Regions from separate parts of the Homo sapiens genome. Here region 1 is linked to region 2. Evidence: chromatin contacts called from ENCODE Hi-C or POLR2A ChIA-PET data. All regions are on one chromosome and are shown on one strand. The core of a region is the stretch at or near the end of the contact, and the rest is flanking DNA. Distances in the headings are between cores, read along the strand shown. Region 1 holds the start of MIOS-DT (MIOS divergent transcript). Region 2 overlaps GRID2IP (Grid2 interacting protein).

Evidence for each region. A loop is a pair of places that touch in the nucleus more often than their neighbours do. ChIA-PET counts read pairs that join two places held with the same protein, here RNA polymerase II (POLR2A). Pooled maps may share reads with other maps.
Region 1: a map of PC-9 shows a loop between it and region 2 (5-fold over the local background). The contact joins the promoter of MIOS-DT here to the enhancer-like site in region 2. A Hi-C loop is called at or near these places in 2 of 168 maps with a recorded cell type or tissue (B cell and PC-9), 3 of 37 single-sample maps with no recorded cell type and 10 of 50 pooled maps. POLR2A ChIA-PET finds 5 or more read pairs at or near these places in 1 of 52 experiments (activated B cell).

Annotation. Positions count from the first base shown.
Region 1 is chr7:7,560,792-7,567,314 of GRCh38, reverse strand. MIOS-DT (MIOS divergent transcript) reads left to right here and starts at 1,250. Exons shown (of 5, transcript NR_110084.1): 1 at 1,250-1,401; 2 at 2,991-3,078. MIOS (meiosis regulator for oocyte development) reads right to left here and starts at 431. Exons shown (of 13, transcript NM_019005.4): 1 at 243-431. RefSeq lists a silencer at 1-610.
Region 2 is chr7:6,513,412-6,519,068 of GRCh38, reverse strand. GRID2IP (Grid2 interacting protein) reads left to right here. Exons shown (of 22, transcript NM_001145118.2): 8 at 4,540-4,694. It overlaps LOC101927325 (a long non-coding RNA gene), which reads right to left. Exons shown (of 5, transcript XR_007060200.1): 5 at 2,034-2,663. Among named protein-coding and RNA genes, the nearest start is that of KDELR2, 32 kb to the right of the region's middle. Within about 2 kb of position 2,533, at least 2 of the 41 ENCODE cell types and tissues checked have a DNase peak (open chromatin) inside an H3K27ac peak, as active enhancers do.

The DNA.
Region 1 (6,523 bases), core at 1-2,500, 1.0 Mb before region 2:
AAGGCTGTAGCGTGTTCCCTGCGCCCCGAGGAGGTCTCCGCAGGTCCCACGGCCGCCCGCAGCCCCCGGTGGCTCCCGCTGAGGCCCGGCCAGGCGGCCGGCCGCCCGGCGCGATTACCCTACAGCGCGGAACGCGCTCCCCGCCGAGACGCCCGGGCCTTTCAACTAGGCTATCTCCGGCCCCTCGCTGCGGCCGCGGCGCTCCCGAGAGTCGAGACGCGAACCGGGTCGCGCTCACTGACCTGAGGTGGCAGCGCGGCCGCCGCACAGCCGCTTCCGGCCGGGACACCGCCCCGCCCGCCGCAGGAGCCCGGACGCGGGCAAGATGGCGGCCGCGGCCGTGCGGCCCGTGACCTGGACCACTGGGCTGGGACCCACGACCCCACCACCACGCCTGGAGGACGCGCAGCGGCGCCTCGGCCTTGGAAGGGGAGTTTCCCAGCGCGAGCCCCGCCCTTCCCCGCCCGGGAGGCGCCTCGGGGCGGGGTCACTGGCCGGGAGGCCCCGCCTTCCGCCCGAAAGCGCCGGTGCACCCCGCAGGCCCTGCCCGTGGGTCCACAGGCCGGATCCCCGGGTTCCTAGGCTGGGACTGCTTCTCAGAACCACTCTGTCGTTTTTAAGCAGGGTCACACACTCTAGCTCACTGGGTCCATTTTAATTTCTATTAAACATTTTTTTTTTTTTGCAAATGATGTAGTAGGAGATCCAAGGTGTTTGGTTAATGATTTATTCACTCATTAGTCATTCCACAAACTTGTCTTGAGCACCTGTTATGTACCCAGCACTGTGCTGGAATGCTGAGGAGACAGGAGTGAAGTAAAAAGACATGGTTCCGGCAGGAAACAGGCAAGGAGAGCCTTGACTTGGTAGGGCTAACACAGTGCTACACAGGAGGGACGCCCGCTCGGTGTCGGGGGTCAGCAAAGCTTCCTTAAGGACCACTAGGTTGAGACAAGAAGGATGAGTATGGGATTAGCCAGGAAAGGGAAAAGGGCAGTGGGAACTGGAAGAGAAGAGCCTTCTAGGACTGGGAAAGAGCAAGTGCCGGGTCAGGAGAGAGGACATAGCAGTGAGGAGGCAGTAGGTATGGATGAATGAGCAGAGGAAGTGGGGAGAGATTAAGGTGCTTTCAGAAACGGGTTGGAAACCAGTTTAGTGAGTTTGGATGGCATTTACCTAAAGGCAATGTTAGAGTCATCGAAAGTTTTTAATCAGGCAAGTGGTATGATCAGTTTTTTGTTTTGTTTTGTTTTTTTTGAGACGGAGTCTGGCTATATCGCCAGGCTGGAATGCAATGGCGCGATCTCTCCTCACTGCAACCTCCGCCTCCCGGGTTCAAGCGATTCTCCTGCCTCAGCACCTCGAGTAGCTGGGACTACAGGCGCGCGCCACCACGCCCAGGTAATTTTTTGTATTTTTAGGAGAGATGGGGTTTCACCATGTTGGCGAGGGTGGTCTCATTTCTTGACCTCGTGATGCGCCCACCTCGGTCTCCCAAAGTGCTGGGATTACAGGCATGAGCCACTGTGCCCGGCCAGTATGATCAGTTTTTGCGCAGAGAGCTGGAGGGATAGAGTATCAGAATGAGGGATGATAGAAACGCAGGTTACCAGTGGCACGGAGAGTGGGCATGGAGAGAAGTGGGGGCCCTGGGGAATACTTAGAAGGCGGGATGAACAGAGCTTGGTGACTGACCAAGTGAATGACGGTGAAAGAGGATTCCAAGTTTTTTGTTCCCAAAACTGAGTGAATGGTGCTGCCTCAGGTGTCACGAGTCTGACCTCGAGGCAGTCTTCAGATGTCTGACAGTCTTTGCTTGTCTGTTCATGATTAAAAGTGGGTGGTCTTGGGCTTGTGGTGGTGATGGCTGTAAACAGCATAATGAGCTTAGTCCTGATGATCTTGGTGGCAGATGGTTTTGATAAGATGATGAGTTTGGGGAAAGTATTGCCTTTCCAATCCTGCCATTAGAAGAATGTAGGCTGAAGAAAGTGCTGTATTACTGAGAGGAGACATGACAGTATTCATCACTTCAAACACTATCTTGCCAATCTTCTCAGTGGTTTTGACCCTGGCCTCAAACCCCCACACAAAACCTCAGATCAATACAAATCTCTTCCTTATCCACTCCTACTATACATAGTTGAGGACAACTTTTCTGCTTGCACTCAGGAGATGACACTGCCTCCTACTTCAGAAAAGAAAATTAAAACTATTAGCTAGAATTTGCACAACCTCCCACTGCTTCCTCCTTCCCTCCTCCAACATCTTGATTCACTACCATTCTTACCTTCTTTTAGGTGACAAAGAGTAAGAGGAGGAACCCCATGTATATCTCCTCTTCTGGGACCTTGCACCATCAATTACTTCACTTCCATGTATCTTTGCCTCTCCATTTCTACTGGTTCTTTACTTTCAACACATACTCAAGTTATTCCCATTTTCTCTTCAAAGGAGAGGATCATATTTGCTCTCTGTAATTCCACTTCCCCCTCTCTCCCTTGAATTCACTCCATTCAGTCCTTCATGCCCACCATGCCACGAAACTGCCACTTGTCAAGGTCACCTGTGAGCTCCATGCTGCCAGTTTCAATGGCCAAAGCTTCACTCTTGCAACTTCTGTTGTTCTTGACTACTTCCTCTCTTGACATGTCTCATTCACTTTGTTGCATATCATCACTTTCTTCTGGTTTGTCTTTTATCCCTGTGACTTCACTGTTCCTTAAACATGACAAGCATGCTCTTGCCTCAGGGCTTCTTCACTAGCTATTCCCTCTGTCTGGAATGCAGAAATCTACATGACTCATACTCTCCCTTTACTCAAGACTGCTCACTTGTCACTGACTACCTATAAATTAGCTCCTTTGTTGTTGTCTTTATGACACCACAACTTCACATACGTCGCCATCTCTTTACTTTCCTATAGTTATCTTCTAGACTGTGTCTTCTCCTTATCTCCAGTTTTCATTCTGTATTTTTTTTCTTTTTAGTAAGAGGAAATAACTCTACATTCAAATTTGAGCAGGGCACTTGGTGACCTACTTAGACATGACATTCCTTGGCCTCCCTTTCAGCAAGGTAAGGCTATATCAAAAAGTTATGTCCTGTAAGATGTGAGTAGAACTGGATCATGTCCCTTAAAAGGAAAGCTGCTTGCTATACACTTTCTCTTCCCTCTTCTTGCTGTCTGGCAAATGGCAAAAAGAAATACAGACTGGAAATGGAAGCCATGTATTAAGGAAGGCAAAGCTGTTCTCACTAGCCTAAGTCCCAAACTAATCTCAGGGAGCTGGGGCACCTCCTCCCTTGGATCAACCACAGACTTCTGGACCATTATGCAAGAGAAAATAAACTTTGTTCTTTAAAAAATCATTGTTTGTTTGGACCTGGTAGAGCAGCTTAGCCAATTCCCTAATTAAAACAGAGGGGCTCTGTCTATTTTATTCTCTGCTTAATCACCAGGATGTAAAACAGTACCTAATAAATGTGGTAAATAAAAATGTATTGAATAAATCCTAAAACAACGTATTTATTCTACATCCTCCTCCAGCTAATGTCCCTTTTTCAACTTTCTTTTCCACTCAAGCTTTGTGAAAGTATATATTTTTTCATATTGCCACTAATTCTTCTAAAGCCCCTCACAGGAATAAGTGACACCTTTCTCAGTCTTTTTGGAAACTGATTCCCCTTCTCTACTAAACCAAGATCCTTGCAGGTAGCAATCTTTTAGCATGGAACTTTGGATTTCCCTTAGCACCTGTTGCATAGGTATCCAAAAAATATTTACTGAGTTGAGTGAGTGCTTTGTATCTTTGGAAACAGTAAACCGTAGCAGAGAACTTGACAGACTGGTCTGAGATTACACTAGTTGCCTTTACTAAACATGCGTTTTACAATAGATCCTAGGGCCACTGTAGTTCAGTCTCGGTATTTTGTTTGTTTTTAATTTAAGCTTTTGTATTCCTAATAGGATTTTTTTATTGTTGTTTTTTTGAGATGGAGCCTCGCTCTGTCGCCCAGGCTGGAGTGCTGTGGTGTAGTCTCAACTCACCACAATCACTGCCTCCCAGGTTCAAGTGATTCTCCTGCCTCAGCCTCCTGAGTAGCTGGGATTACAGGCATGCGCCACCATGCCTGGCTAATTTTTATATTTTCAGTAGAGATGGGATTTCACCATGTTGGCCAGGCTGGTCTCGAACTCCTGACCTCAAGTGATCTGCCTGCCTCATCCTCCCAAAGTGCTGGGATTACAGGCATGAGCCACTGCGCTTGGCCAGGATGTTCTTTTTAAGATTCTTCATTTATGTTGTGGTGATCCAGGAGAGGATTTTTGTTGTGGTTTTAAAACCAGAAGGATTGCAGTTGAAGGACAGCGAATTTCTTTCTTATTTACAGCTGCTCCTGGCAGCAATTCAGTTACTACAGTACTGGAACATTTTGTGAAGTCTGTGACTGGCTAATCCCAATTCTTTTTATTTCCACATGCACAAAATCAGTCTGTACCTGAGAGCAAGTTTTGCTTTTAGATGGAGGCTGGGCAGGTATCAAGCTGAAATGAAGCCCTGTAAACATGTGCCATGGCTTAGGTAATCTTTTCACATAGGTTGAAGATCAGAAGATCAGAGATATCTTAAAATAATGGCCTTCAAAAACTTTTCTAGAATATCCCCAAATAAATTTTTTAAATCAATGCATTTCTTCATGCATTTTGGGATTACACCTAACATTGTCAAAACAAATTTACATAGTTGTCAAGTATATGATTTGTAATATTTTTTAAATCTTTAAATTATAAGCAAAACAGGGCTGGGTGTGGTGGCTCATGCTTGTAATCCCAGCACTTTGAGAGGCCGAGGCAGGTGGATCACCTGAGGTCAGAAGTTCAGGACTAGTCTGGCCAACATGGTGAAAGCCCGTCTCTATTAAAAATACAAAAATTAGCAAGGCATGGTGGTGCGCACTTGTAGTCCCAGCTACTTGGGAGGCTGAGGCAGGAAAATCGCTTGAATGCGGGAGGCAGAGGTTGCAGTGAGTCAAGACTATGCCACTGCACTCCAGCCTGGGCAACAGAGTGAGACTCTGTCTCCAAAAAAAAAAAAAAAAAAAAAAGTTTTTGGAAAAATTTGACAAAGCATATCATGTGAATTCAGATTTACCTCAATACCAAGAATTATGTTTAAATAGGACAAGGAAGATTTTTTAAGTTTTTATTTTAAGTTTAGGGGTACATGTGCAGGTTTGCCATATAGGTAAACTCATGTTATGGGGGTTTGTTATATAGATTATTTAGTTACTCAGGGATTAAGCCTAGTACCTGTTATTTTCCCTGATTCTCTCCCTTGTCTCACCCTCCACCCCTGGTAGGCCCTAATGTCTGTTGTTTCCCTCTATGCGTCCATGTGTTCTCATCTTTTAGCTTCCGCTTATAAATGAGAACATGCGATATTTGGTTTTTTGTTCCTGCATTAGTTTGCTAAGGATAATGGCCTCCAGGTCCATCCATGTTCCTGCAGGGGACATGATCTCATTCTTTTTTACGGCTGCATAGTATTCCATGGTGTATATTTACCACATTTCTTTTAACCAGTCTACCATTGATGGCCACTTAGGTTGATTCCATGTCTTTGTTATTGTGAATAGTGCCACGACAAACAGACATGTGCATGTGTCTTTATAATAGAATGATTTATATTCTTTTGGGTATATACCCAGTAATGGGATTGCTGGGTCAAATGATAGTTCTGTTTTTAGGTCTTTGAGGAGTCGCCACACTGTTTTCCACCATGGGTGAACTAAATTATATTCTCACTAACAGTGTATAAGCATTCTTTTTTCTCTGCAACCTTGCCAGCATCTGTTATTTTTTGACTTTTCAGTAATAGTCATTCTGACTGGGGTGAGATGGTACCTCGTTGTGGTTTTGATTTGCATTTCTCTAATGATCAGTAATGTTGAGCTTTTTTTTTTCATATACTTGTTGGCCACATGTATGTCTTCTCTGGAAAAGTGTCTGTTTATGTCCTTTGCCCACTTTTTAATAGGGTTTTTGTTTTTTGCTTGTAAATTTGTTTAAGTTCCTTATAGACGCTGGATATTAGACTTCCGTCAGTTGCATAGTTTGCAAAATTTTCTCCCATTCTGCAGGTTGTCTGTTTATTATGTTGATAGTTTCTTTTGCTGCACAGAAGCTCTTTAGTTGAATTAGGTCTCATTTGTCAATGTTTGCTTTCATTGCAGTTGTGTTTGGTGTCTTTGTCATGAAATCTTTGTCTATTCCTATGTCCAGAATAGTATTGCCTAGGTTGTCTTCCAGGGGTTTTGGGTTTTACATTTAAGTCTTTAATCCACCTTGAGTTAATTTTTGTATATGATATAAGGAAGGGGTCCAGTTTCAATCTTCTGCATATAGCTAGCCAGTTATCTCAGCACCATTTATTGAATAGGGAGTCCCTTCCCCATTGCTTATTTTTGTCAGCTTTGTTGAAGATCAGATGGTTGTAAGTATGCAGCTATATTTTTGGGC
Region 2 (5,657 bases), core at 1,284-3,783:
TGCGCACCTGTAGTTCCAGCTACTTGGGAGGCTGAGGCAGGAGAATCACTTGAACCCAGGAGGCAGAGATTGCAGTGAGCCAAGATCACACCACTGCTCTCCAGCCTGGGTGACAAAATGAGACTTCGTCTCAAAAAAAAACAAAAAAACAAAAAAAAACTGTGCTTGATATCATGTTTTGTGTCTAACTTATTCACCAATTACTATGTGTTTAGCTCTGTCCAATGTATATTTCATACATTGATTATAACTAAAGCCAAATTCCTTTAGATCACAGTGATGCCCAACTTTTTATTTTTGCTAGTTTCTTTTTTTTAATTTTTATTTTTTGTTTGAGATGGAGTCTTACTCTGTCATCAGGCTGGAGTACAGTGGCGTGCTCTCGGCTCACTGCAACCTCCCCCTCCTGGGTTCAAGCGATTCTCCTGCCTCAGCCTCCCGAGTAGCTGGGACTACAGGCACTCTCCACCACGCCCAGCTAATTTTTGTATTTTTAGTAGAAACAGGGTTTCACCATGTTGGCCAGGATGGTCTTGATCTCTTGACCTCGTGATCTGCCCACTTCAGCCTCCCAAAGTGCTGGGATTACAGGTGTGAGCCACGACACCCGGCCTATTTTTGCTACTTTCTTAGCCATAAAAGTGACATCCTGTTATTTTTATTTGATTTTCTTCTATTACTAATTATTTTAAGCATCTTTTAATATGCTTGTGAACTTTTTCTGGGATTTTTCTCTATAAATTACTGTTCATACCCTTTGTCCATTTTTGTTTTCTTGGACTTTTTGTCCTTGTTGACTGGCATGAAGTTTCTTGTATATTTTATTTTATTTATTTTCTGAGACAGGGTCTCACTCTGTCACCCAAGCTGGAGTGCAGTGGTGCAAACACAGCTCACTGCAGCCTCGAACTCCCAGGCTGAAGTGATCCTTGTGCCTCTGCCCCCCAGGTAGTTGGGACTACAGGCACTCGCCTACCATGCCCAGCTAATTTTTTTTTTTTTTTTAGTAGAGACAGGGTTTTGCCATGTTGCTGGTCTTGAACTCCTGGGCTCAAAAGATTTGCCCATTTTAGCCTTCCAAAGTGCTGGGATTACAGGTGTGAGCCACTGCTCCCAGCCCCTTGTATATTTTATTTTATTTATTTATTTATTTATTTATTTATTTTGAAGCAGAGTTTTGCTCTGTCGCCCAGGCTGGAGTTCAGTGGCATGATCTTGGCTCACTTCAACCTCTGCCTTCCCGGTTCAAGTGTGTCTCCTGCCTCAGCCTCCTGAGTAGCTGGGATTACAGGCGCCCACCACCATGCCTGGCTAATTTTTGTACTTTTAGTAGAGATGGGGTTTCACCATGTTGGCCAGGCTGGTCTCGAACTCCTGACTCAGGTGATCCCCCTGCCTCAGCCTGCCAAAGTGCTGGGATGACTTGTGAGCCACGACGGCTGGACACCTTTGTATATTTTAGATGCTGATTTCTCCTTGATTTTGAACATTGTAAATTTCTCTCCCATTTGTTACTTCTGTTATTAGGTCTGTTGTGTCTAATATGAATGTGTCTAAGTTGGGCTTCCTTGAATAGATAACCTTGATTTTGCATAATCAAACTCACCACATTTTTGGTCTTATAGTTTTGTGTAGGGTCCAGCCCTACAGGGCCTGTGGGTTTTTCTCTTCGTGTGCGGAGATGAGAGATCGTAGAAATAAAGACACAAGACGGCTGGGCGCGGTGGCTCATGCCTGTAATCCCAGCACCTTGGGAGGCTGAGATGGGCAGATCACGAGGTCAGGAGATCGAGACCATCCTGGCTAACATGGTGAAACCCCGTCTCTACTAAAAATACAAAAAAAAAATAGCCGGGCGTGGTGGCAGGCGCCTGTAGTCCCAGCTACTCGGGAGGCTGAGGCAGGAGAATGGTGTGAACCTGGGAGGCGGAGCTTGCAGTGAGACGAGATTGTGCCACTGCACTCCAGCCTGGGTGACAGAGCCAGACTGTCTCAAAAAAAAAAAAAAGAAAGAAAGACACAAGACAAAGAGATAGAAGAAAAGACAGCTGGGCCCGGGGGACCACTACCACCAAGACGCGGAGACCAGTAGTGGCCCCGAATGCCTGGCCGTGCTGTTATTTATTGTGTACAAGGCAAAGGGGCAGGGTATGGAGTGAGAGTCATCTCCAATGATAGGTAAGGTCATGTGAGTCACGTGTCCGCCAGACAGGGGGCCCTTCCCTATTTGGTAGCTGAGGCGGAGAGAAAGAGGGGACAGCTTACGTAATTATTTCTTCTATGCATTTTAAAGACTTTAGTACTTTCACTAATTCTGCTGCTGCTATCTAGAAGGTGGAGCCGAGTGCACAGGGCAGAACATGAATGCGGACCAGGAGCGTGACCACTGAAGCACAGCATCACAGGGACAGCGTTAGGCCTCTGGGTGGCTGCGGGCGGGCAAGCAGTGGTGGAGCAGAGTCTTCTTTAACTCCACCAGGAAAGGGAGACTCCCTTTCCCGGTCTGCTAAGCAACGGGTGCCTTCCCAGGCACTGGCGTTACCAGTAGACCAGGGAGCCCTCTAGTGGCCCTGTCCAGGCATAACGGAGGGCTCACACTCTTGTCTTTTGGTCACTTCTCACCGTGTCCCTTCAGCTCCTATCTCTGTATGGCCTGGTTTCTCCTAGGTTATAATTGTAGGACAAAGATTATTATAATATTGGAATAAACAGTAATGCTACAAACTAATTATTAATAATATTCATATACATATCTATAATCTATTTCTAGTATAACTATTCTTATTCTATGTATTTTCTTTATTATATTGGAACAGCTTGTGCCCTCGGTCTCTTGCCTTGGCATCTGGGTGGCTTGCCGCCCACAGTTTTGGCTTTTGAAATTTTAAGCTCTTCCCTGCTTCTAGGTCAAAAGATATTCTCCTACTTTATTTTTATTTATTTATTTATTTATTTTTTATTATTATTATTTTGAGACGGGGTCTTGCTCTGTCACCCAGGCTGGAGTGCAATGGCGCGATCTCAGCTCACTGCAACCTCCACCTCCCGGGTTCAAGCGATTCTGCTGCCTCAGCCTCCCGAGTAGCTGGGATTACAGGCACACACCACCACGCCTGGCTGATTTTTGTATTTTTAGTAGAGAGGGGGTTTCACCACGTTGGCCAGACTGGTCTCGAACTCCTGAGCTCGTGATCCACCCACCTCAGCCTCCCAAAGTGCTAGGATTACAGGCGTGAGCCACCACCCCCAGCCTATTTTTATTTTTGTTTATTTATTTATTTTTTTGAGACAGAGTCTCGCTCTGTGGCCCAGGATGGAGTGTAGTGGCGCAATCTTGGCTCGGTGCAACCTCCGCCTCCCCGAGCTCAGGCGAGGCGATTCTCCTGCCTCAGCCTCCTGAGTAGCTGGGATTACAGGTGCACACCAACATGCCTACCACATTTTTGTATTTTTTTGTAGAAACAGGGTTTACCATGTTGGCTAAGCTGATCTTGAGCTCCCGACCTCAGATGATTCGCCTGCCTCAGCCTCCCAAAGTGCTGGGATTATAGGCATGAGCCACCATGCCTGGCCTGCTCTATATGTTTTTTGGTTTTTTGGGTTTTTTTGAGACAGAGTCTTGCTCTGTCACCCAGGCTGGAGTGCAGTGGCGCAATCTCAGCTCACTACAACCTCCGCCTCCCAGTCTAAGCGATTCTCCTACTTCAGCCTCCTGAGTAGCTGGGACTGAGGGTACATGCCACCACGCCCAGCTAATTTTTGTATTTTTAGTAGAGAGGGGGTTTCACTATGTTGGCCAGACTGGTCTTGAACTCCCGATCTGAGGTGATCCAACCGCCTCGGCCTCCCACAGTGCTGGGATTACAGGCGTGAGCCGCCACGCCAGGCCTGCTCTGTGTGTTTTAATCTTCACAACAGCTCTATGAGGTAGATGCTATTTTTATCCCCATTTTACAAATGAGGAAACTGAGGCACAGAGAGGGTAAGTCACTTGAGAAAGGTCACTTAGCTGGTAAGTGGCAGAGCTGAGATTGGAGTCTGGCTACCCTATCCCTGGAGCCTGCCTTCCTGCCCACTTCTCTCTCTCTCTCTTTTTCTTTTCTTTTTTTTTTTTTTTGAGTTGGAGTCTCACTCTGTCTCCCAGGCTGGAGTGCAGTGACACGATCTCAGCTCACTGCAACCTCCACTTCCCAGGCTCAAGCAATTCTCCTGCCTCAGCCTCCCGAGTAGCTGGGATTACAGGTGTGCACCACCACACCTGACTAATTTTTATACTTTCAGTAGAGACGGCCTTTCACCATGTTGGCTGGGCTGGTCTCGAACTCCTGACCTCAAATGATCCACCTGCCTCGGCCTCTCAAAGTGCTGGGATTACAGGCGTGAGCCACTGTGCCCGGCCCCCACTTCTGTCTTTGAAGGGTAGGGATAGGGCATGAGGGCAGACGCTGTGGCTTGGAAGTGCCGTCTTGTCTACCCCCACTCTGTGCATCATGGTAAGCCCGTGAGTATTGAGCCTCACATTCCTGCACCTTCCCCCAGGAACATCGACACCCTCATCGTTGACGTCTACCCTGTGCTGGACACCCCTGCCAAGCAGGTCCTGTGGCAGTTCATCTACCAGCTGCTGACCTATGAGGAGCAGGAGCTCTGTCAGGAGAAAATCGCATGCTTCCTGGGCTACACGGCCATGACAGGTAAGCGTCCTCTCCCCTGCCACTTCCCTGCCTGCAGCTGCTGACTGTCCAGCTCACCAGGTGAACAGACAGACACCTGTTCTCACATGTGAAGGTGTTTGTTTGCTTGTTTGTTTGTTTTGAAATGGAGTCTCACTCTTGTGCCCCAGGCTGGAGTGCAATGGCACGATCTTGGCTCACTGCAACCTCCGCCTCCCAAGTTCAAGCGATTCTCCTGCGTCAGCCTCCCGAGTAGCTGGGACTAAAGGCGCATGTCACTACGCCCAGCTATTCTTTTGTGTTTTTAGTAGAGAAGAGGTTTCACCATGTTAACCATGATGGTCTCTATCTCCTGACCTCATGATCCACCCACCTCGGCCTCCCAAAGCACTGGGATTACAGGTGTGAGCCACCACGCCCAGCCTTTTTTTTTTTTTTTTTTTTTTTTGAGACGGAGTCTTGCTCTGTCGCCCAGGCTGGAGTGTCGTGGTGCCATCATGGCTCACCGCAGCCTCAACCTCCTGGGCTCAAGTGATCCTCCCACTCCGGCCTCCCAAAGCACAGGGATTACAGGTGTGAGCCACTGCATCTGGCCTCACCTATGAGGTCTTACAGCCGATTTGGGCCCCTCCCACATAGAAGTGTCCACAGCCATGCACGTACACACCCAATACACCAGGGCTAGGCCCACACGTGGCCCCACGGACGCGCCTTCCCAGCGTGACCTTTATGCAGCATATACAACATAACCTGAGACTTTAGACACTGCACCTAACCACCTGCAGTCTCAGTTTTTGCACCCACAAAATGGAAGTGGTCTCAGTGGCTGCGCTCTGTACTCTGAGAAGTGGAACTTGTGAGAAGGAACTCGTGTAAGGCTGGACGTGGTGGCTCACACCTATAATCCCAGCATTTTAGGAGACTGAGGTGGAAGCATCACTTGAGCTCAGGAGCTCAAGATTAGCCTGGGCAACATAGCAAGAG